2 separate regions of the Homo sapiens genome follow, and region 2 is linked to region 1. Evidence: chromatin loops called from intact Hi-C (ENCODE). Cell type or tissue: heart right ventricle. All regions are shown on one strand. Links, peaks and the distances in the headings refer to the core of each region. The heading gives the core; the rest is flanking DNA. Region 1 holds the start of LOC101928211 (a long non-coding RNA gene). Region 2 overlaps LOC107986841 (a long non-coding RNA gene).

The links. Hi-C counts contacts between places; a loop is a spot of excess contacts. Peaks named below come from ENCODE experiments on the same cell type or tissue, not always from the same donor. Only the 100,000 strongest peaks of a DNase experiment are listed, where the experiment ranks them.
Region 2: it touches region 1 in a loop (4-fold over the local background); 1 of 110 quality-filtered maps calls a loop at or near these places.

Annotation. Positions count from the first base shown.
Region 1 is chr7:124,350,561-124,354,969 of GRCh38, forward strand. It overlaps LOC107986841 (a long non-coding RNA gene), which reads left to right. Exons shown (of 4, transcript XR_002956584.2): 3 at 2,256-2,291; 4 at 2,591-2,855. It overlaps LOC101928211 (a long non-coding RNA gene), which reads right to left and starts at 1,536. Exons shown (of 4, transcript NR_110180.1): 1 at 1,291-1,536. In heart right ventricle, for the core only: no CTCF peak of the experiment used is centred there; a DNase peak (open chromatin) is centred at 1,595.
Region 2 is chr7:124,293,067-124,297,475 of GRCh38, forward strand. The region is part of intron 1 of LOC107986841 (a long non-coding RNA gene); the gene reads left to right. Among named protein-coding and RNA genes, the nearest start is that of SSU72L6, 180 kb to the right of the region's middle. In heart right ventricle, for the core only: no CTCF peak of the experiment used is centred there; no DNase peak of the experiment used is centred there.

The DNA of each region.
Region 1 (4,409 bases), core at 81-4,080:
TTAACTGAGCCAAAGGGACAATTTTTCCCCCTGCAATAGGTGGCTCTACTGTTGTGGGTGGGAAACATGTACAATAAATTATTTCTGCTAAAGAAAGGGTGTTGAAATCTAAAGCCCAATTTGATATCTTGATGCCTTCTAAATTTTGCAAGCCCATATTCAACTGTCATTGCAGTTGTTATTACCTTAGTATACAATATAAGTGATGACATGTAACCCTTTATGAATTAACAGTGTATGCAAATACTAGGAGCTTCAATTTTTTTCTCCTGAGTGTTTGTTATTCAAATAAAATAATCTTGAGGGCTTATAGGTATAAGTAGATATAGAAATAATCTATTTTTAACTATTTCTAACTAATTATTTTACAGATAAATAGAGTGAGGCCTATGGTTAAAAAGCAAATGAATAGGCCGGGCACGGTGGCTCACGCCTGTAATCCCAGCACTTTGGGAGGCTGAGGCGGGTGGATCACGAGGTCAGGAGATTGAGACCATCCTGGCTAACATGGTGAAACCCCATCTCTACTAAAAAACAAAAAATTAGCCAGGCATGGTGGCGAGTGCCTGTAGTCCCAGCTACTGGGGAGGCTGAGGCAGGAGAATGGCGTGAACCTGGGAGGTGGAGCTTGCAGTGAGCCGAGATCGTGCCACTGCACTCCAGCCTGGGCCACAGAGCAAGACTCCGTCTCAAAAAAAAAAAAAAAAAAAAAAAAGCAAATGAATAATAAAGGCAGAACTTACACTCTTGTTCTTGAACTTTTTACTGATGGTCTTTCTCCTATTATACACTGATTCCCTTTCTGGAAATAAAAGTACCTTTTAGCCTCAAGTTTTTCCAATATTATTAACTTAGGAATAAAAGGCTTTATTTAATCTCCAAAGTCTATGGCATTTTAGCAAAACATCCTAACAATATTTCAGCTTGACTACTTGAAAATATAATTCATTATTTTGAAGATGGTAAAGCATAGTTATTATAAATGATTCCTCATGAATATTTGTGACTTCAACAGCAATTTCTTGCATATATATACATATACACACACACCCCTACACACACACACACACACACACACACACCCCTACAAACACATCTTTCAGGAATGCCATCCCTTACATAAAGATGCATATAAATGTGGGTATGCATACACATACACACATATATCTACACACTCACAGACACACATCTTTCAGGATGGCCATGACTTATGTGAAGATGGAGTCCTAACATTTAATATTTTTTAAAACTATTAGGAATTGTGCTCATTGAGAGAAATCCAATACTTACAATGCTAAATCTTCAAGCTATTGAGGAAATAGCTGGAAAAATTGGAAAAGAGATTTGTTTCTTTCTGTTCCTTTTCAAGGGCAGAATGAAAACTGAGGTGTGAAGTTTACAGCTGTGTTTCGGTTCCATAATGAAAGGTCTTGGAATCACAGGTTGATGTAATTTTAATAGTGCATATCATTCCCATCACTTTGGGTACTTTGGGAGGTGTTTCCTACCGTCTGGGTCTGTTCGCATGTTCACGCAGCCTGCCATCTGAGAAGGAATTTTCCCTGGCGGCCATGACCTAATTTCAAGGTTCTGGCAGCTGAATGCAGGCGACTGACAGCCAAGGTTTTCCTACTTAGCATATTAATCACCTCCATTTTTAGCATGCAGCCATGATAAGAGGAAGCCAGTGATGGATTCACCAGCTTTTCTGAAAATCAGGCTGATAGAACACCCTATGCACCTCTGTAGACCTCAGACTTTCCACACATACGTTTTTTGCGGGCATATCTGAGTTTCCAGTTTCTGGCTCTTGTTCAGACTTGAACATATGCTATATACAGTGAAAAGTGGTTGGATTCTAGAAGGTGTCGAAGTTTACTAGCTCAGATAAAGATCGGCCTGTTGCTTTTTTGTTGATTACCTTTTCTTCCCCTTTAATTCCCTTTTATACTTGTTCCTGTAATCTAAGGAAGAACATTTCATTTTTCTATAGAAGGAGATGCTTATGCAGAGCCAAATGAACCATTGCCCTGTTCTATTTTCTGATGATATGCATTTTTAGTGACATAAGAAGAGAAAATCTTATTGATTTAGCATTCAATAAGAGTAAAATGATAAAATATTCAAATAAATATTTCAGTGTTTGAAAATGGTATAGAATCTATTGTTTGGAAAAATCTTTGGGCTTATCTGAAATAACTTTCTATTTTATTTCTTTAAAAACTTGACAAACGTTTACTTCTTTTGCATTACAGGTCATAGGAAATGAAACAGACTGCTGTTTTCATGAGGTAATATTGTTCCTCATCTCATTAGCTTTCTTTGTTTGGATGGCATGAATTTTGACCAAAACACGTTTTTTTTTCCCAAGTAGTTGTAAGCTGCTAACACTATCAAAAAGGAAATTTAATAATAAATATATTGGTATTTTTATTTATCACATTGAAGTTTTCATTTTTCTTTGAGATTTTAGCTAAACGTCAGTGATAAATATGATGAAAAAACAAATGATGGTTCAGAAAAATCATGTCATTTTATTTTCCTGTGTATGTCTTAGTTTCTTTTTTGACTGTGTGATTGTTTTTCTTAGAAGCATTTACAGAGGGAAATAAGGACACTCACCAAATAGGGCTAATTTGAAGAAGGACACAGCTGACTTAGTAGGAAGAAGGCAGAAGAATTATCTCCTGGTAATCAAGACTCTGAAAATAAGACTTAAGATAAAAGACTGGATACATGCAAGAACAGAGTTCTTAAAGATCACCAGCTGAAGATTGTGATTTTTCATTCTTCTATGCCCTAAGACAGCCATATTTTACCATTTGAAACATAAATAAAAATGACTTCCAGGCTTATTTGATTACAGACTGAATTGCTCTATCATAGGATGACAAGCAATGACAGATAGGTTCCCCATAAAGAAAAGTCTGTGAGACTCCATATTTCCTGTAAAAGATGATATGAGGAAACCGGGCAGATTTTTCTTTCATTCATACTCTTTTATATGGGGGCAATAGTACTGTCAATCTCTATTATATCATTAGGTTACCTGGAAGGTCTTATGTTTGGCAGTGGAATGTAAGTTTTAGGGTAATTTTTCTGAGTGGCAACCCAAGGCCAATGTAGTAAATTTTGAAAGATCAATTAAATTACAGAAAAGGCTTGCATAACATAAATGTGTTCTGCCCACTTGTCAACATGGGTAAAGATATTAATATTGTAACAAGTGCAATGACAGAATTTCATTTTCAGACTCCAGACTTCTTAACAGTAGCAGTGGCAAGGCATCAAACCAGTGAGTTTTGCTTCTTTAATAGTTTCTATAAAACTTGACAGCCTTTCTGTACATTGCAAATACTCTAAAACCACATTGACTTTATACATTAGCTAAACTGCCTAGGAACTTTTTCTAGATACAACTAATTCCTGAAGGTGAAGAAGACAGTGTGAGTATTGCAAGATCATGGATGCAGTTCTTCGAGGTAAAGGCTGTTTTACTCACATTTGTGATGTCCTGTTTGTCACATAAAAGAAAGTCAATAGATGCTTCACTGATTGAATGTATAAAGCTGTGAGCTATGAAATTTCTCTGAAGAAAAAGGTGAAAAGTCTGAATTCTTCTTGTGCACCTCAAGTGATAGTCATTGTTAAGTAAACCTAAGTGGCATGAAAGTGTAGGGTCAAGGATGATAAAAGGGACATTTTAAAATTATATTTAAACAGGAGGTGCCATGGCATAATATTTTCAGTTTAGAATCAAAAAAGAAAATGACTTTTTCTGCCAAAGACAAAAGTGTAAATCTGTTTCCTTCTCCACCATATGCCACAAATAAAAAAAAAAAAAAATCACAGATGTCAAAGAGAACACAGGCTGGAGGAAGCCATCCAGCTACAAGGACCAGTAAATAGTCAAAACCCATTCCTAGCTCAACAGTAAAGCAAAATCCAATATTTAATAAGCATAGCAGAGAGGAGGAGAGTTGTAAGATATGTACTTAAATTTTACCTGCATGCACATATGTCTTCAGACCTTCAGATTTGCTCTCACTCCTGGATCCAAAGTTCTGTTCTCTACATAATTTTTGTATTGTTCTAATTTTTCCTTTAGAACTTATGTCAAGCATCATGCATTCTTCCCTGATTTTTTTTTTTTTTGGAGCAATCTTCTCAACTCCTCCCAACAGCATATTACATATGCCTCTCTTTCTCCATTTGCTTTTACTCCAGTTAGAATTTGGGAGCCCAACAGGATTATATCTTGTTTGTAATAGCTGCTCTAGCTCCTAGCACACCATTTGACACATAAAGGTAATAAACAAATATTTATTAAGTAGTTGTTAATTAAATCCAAAACTTGGTAACAAAAACACATTATCAAATAAATGAACATCTCCCAGCAGGCAAAGAGG
Region 2 (4,409 bases), core at 223-4,222, 57 kb before region 1:
AATAAAAACTTATAGTACTTGGGGAAAACTATCATTTTGAGACCAAACATCCCATTCTCCTCTATTCTTTTATTGGCCTTGTTACCAGCATGTGCACTTAGGTCCTCAAGACTGAGGTAACCTTTGTTTTTCTCATAAAATATAAGAGACAAATAACTTATATTTCAAGTTGACATTATTTCCCTGTAGAAAACCACATTTTTACTTAATCTCTAAATTTTGAATGTGGATTGCTATAATCACCATATTTGGTGTTTTAGAATCAAGACACGTATAGAATAACCCTAGGGAAGCTTTATGAAGCCTTTTAGATTTCAAGGCAAACAGCATTTCAAAGACAAGTCTACCTTTCTGGGGTTAAAACAACTTTTTAATATAAATGGGCATGATCTGGAAAAGGGAACAGTGTGTTGTCAACATCAAAAGAATGTGGCATTGCCTTTCCAAGATGATGCCCATTTAAAGTCATTTCTTAAAGCAGGTCCCATTTATAATGAGGTTAAAAATAGTTAGTATGTTGTTATGTGGGTTTTGCTGCATAGATTGGGCATAATCAGAAATTCTAATCATAAGAGTCCAAAAGAACATTATAATTGTGGAAAAGGGAGGTCTACCATGTGTCAAAGTCTCAGAAGGGAAGTGGAGGTTTATCATATCAGTGGTGAGACAGGTGATAGATGAATGGGGTGGTTTAGTGTCACTGCAGTGAATTTAGTGAGAAAATGAAAGACAACCTTTGGGGGGTGGTCTAAAAAAGAGTTGCGAATTTATGAACTAAAATCTATGTTATAATGGGATTGATCTCAGGAATCTTACTCTTACTTGTGTTATAGCCACAGCCTCATAGATGAGTCCAGTCAGTATTTTAATAAAAACCTTTCAAGCCAATTGGATGTGCATTACCTCCATGAACTTCTGCACAGCTGCAAGCATTCCAAATTTCAGGTTTATGCCTGTGTGTTCCATGAAGGTAAAGATCTCATTACACATTAAGTTTTTCTTTCTGTTGATAGAAATATTTGCAAAATAACACGTGAACAAAATTAGATTTGTTTTCTTTATTCTCGAACCTACATACCTCCATCTGTACTTAATTATGTGTTGTAAATGTTCAGAGTCAGTCATGGTAAAGAGCAAAAGCCCCAAGGAGAAGACTAAGAAGCCTCTTTTTGCTGCCACCTTTTCTTGTCCCAGGTATTTAAAAACCACAGATTTGTAAGGTGAACATATTGGATTAGCAAGAGATACATTTGAAGGTCTGTCTTGTTCTAGCATTCCATGAAATAAGAAAGGGACTATGACTCTATTTTATACCTTTAATGAAAAATAAGATCAAATATATAAAATAACATTAGCAACCAAACACCAAATCATAAACATGTCAAAACATTAGCATATAATATAAAGTAGTAAGTAGATTTACTGATTTTTGTTATATTTATGTCATCATGCATGTATATTCTATATCTACATATCTGATGTAAAAATTACACTGTGTCTCTGCCTGCACTGAAAATATTTTATTAGATACACATTAGGATGGTTATTGTAAAAAAAGAAGAAAAAAGTGTTGGTGAGGATGGGGAGAAATTGGAACCCTTGCGCACTGCTGGGAGTAATATAAAATGGCACAGCCACTGTGGAAAATGGATTGGCAATTCATAAAAAAGTGGTATATAGAATTACCACATGATCTAGCAATTCTACGTCTCGGTGTATACTCAAAATAAATACAGGCAGAGATTCAAACAGATATTTGTAGACCAAGGTTCATAGGAGCATTATTCACAATAACCGAAATGTGGAAGCAACCCAAATGTTCATTGAGAGATGAATGAAAAAACAAAATGTAATGTATATGCAGTGGAACAAAATGTGATGTATATACAATATTCAGTCTTTAAAAGTAAGTAAATTATGACAGATGCTACAACATGGGTGAACCCTGAAGACATCCTAAGTAAAATAAGCCAGTCACAAAAGGACATTTACTATAATACTTCAGTTATATCAGGTACCTAGAGTAATCAAATTCATAGAGACAGAATGCAGAATGTAGAATGCTTGAGGGAAGGGGAAGGAAGGGAAAACTAGTGTTTAATGGGTACAGAGTTTTCACGGGGGAAGATAAAAAAGTTACAAAGTGGTAATGGTTGCACAACAATGTAAACATACTTCTTGCCATAGAACTGTGCACTTAAATGATTAAAATAGTATATATTATGTTATGTATACTTTACCACAATAAAATATTCTATTAACATAAAAAATAATTAATATAGAAGTTCCAATTATACTTTGGAAACTGAGTCACTTTAGTTGGCTTCCTTTTCTGACTAGATTTTTAGGCAATTTACATTTCTACTTTTTCATTATAATGGAAGCCATTGCCAGAAAGTAAGAGAAATAGATGCTGAATAAGCAAAAGTAGCAAATGCTGTCTATACCATAGCTCCAAAGCAGGATGTAGGCTTGAGGTAGTTGCAAAAGCTAAAAAACCAAGTCAGGAGGAGAGTTCTGGCAATCAGAAGCAGAGGGACCATGGATTTTACAGAAGGATCAAGAGGGCTTTTGTGAATAATGTGTTTTACTTTTAGATTCTCTTTCTGCATCCGTAAAATGGGAGACTCATCGGATACTATTTACAGTTTTTGAATCAGTTTGAATCACCATACAACCCCCATTAATTCAGTTCAGCATTTTGATTCTCCCTCTAGATTGCAAGATCCTTTGAATATAATTGATGCTATTTTTATTCCTAAATTCCTTGTCATTTATGGTAATAATCTATTAATAATGAATAAATGAAGGCAAACTCTGTAACACAGTGCTCATCTTATCAGAATGTGCAGTTCAGGGAAATATTGATTTGCTTATCAGCCAAACAACTGACATATCTTAATTGATAAGTTGAAATATCCAATTCGGGAAAAGTATTCAAAGATTTTGTTAATCTACAAGTGCAGAATAAAATACCAATTTTGGTGAATTGAACCTGCCACAAAATAACAATCCATAGAGAAAGATAAGATAATAAAAGCATAATAACAGTCAACATTTTATTTAGCATTTACTAAGTGCCAGACTCTGTATTAAATACTTTTTATGAATTCTCTTATTTAAATTTCACAATGAATTTTAAGATATGTATTTTTATTTTAAAGGTGAAAGAACCCAAAGATATAAAGTTAAATGATTTCCCCAAGACCAAAGTAACTATTAGATTAATAGTTTAAACCCAGAGAATTGAATCCATGACCTACGGGGTTTTAAAACCAATGTACATTTCTTAAGTGGGGTGGCATGAGAAGAAGACCAGGAAGTTCTGACTTTGTGTAAGCATTGGGCCACTCTGCACATGTAACTTCTTAACTCAAAGATTTGTGCTAACTCTGCAATGACTGTTGGTGAGATCCTTATTAGTGGTCACAGATTTCACAGCTTTTTTTTTTCTGTTTTCTGTTTTAAGGAGTGAACATTTTAATGGTTTTCAGCAGTGAAATAGCCATTTAAGGTTTATTAAGAGCATCTGTAAGCCGGAGGCTTTTTGTGGAATGCTATGGGAACAGATACATATTTAAAATAAAAGTGACATGCCTATTTCTGTAAAAGAGGAGCTAAAATATTTCTGTAGGAAAAAGATCTGGTTTTTAAAACAGATAGTTAAAAGTACCTTTTTCAATAAAATAAAACGATTTAACTTTTTAAGTACATGATTTATTCATGCCAAAAAATTAAGTATATATGAGTTCTCATTTTAAGTGCTCATGTGAAAATATTTCTCCTTGCAATGCATGCTTTACAGGTGTTCCTGTAACATGGGGCCAGCCTTATATGTAGCTTTTCAATATGCTAGACATATGCGATACGTATAATACCGCTGACCAGGTGTACACTCATTGGTAATTACTGTCCAGCCTATTTAGCTCTTTTGGTTTTAGTGTACTACTAATGAGATCTAGCTCATCACTTCATTCCTCCAAATCACGTAGCTCTAAACAAACAAAGCATAGCTGCATAGAGCCATCCTCCATACCTTTAACCCAATTTAACTCTTGTCCATATGTGTTATGTTGATTTGGGCAAGAGAATCTCTGTTTGGAAACAAAAGAAACTAAATAAAACAAAGAAGAATCACCACCCCCACTCTCACCAGGCAACTCAAAATATAGGCCCTGACTTACCAATACTATTTTTACCTTATTTCTGCATTATTTGATGAAGCCATCAGTTTAATCATTATGTTCTATTTCTGAAGTTGTTTCATTGAAGAATAACAGACATGTAGAAAAAGAAAACACTGTGAATATACATCTCAATAATTCATCATGAAGAAAGTATTCTCATTTAACTGTCTCCAAGGTACACATGATAATGATTTCTAATATCATAGTCTGTTTTTCCCTAGT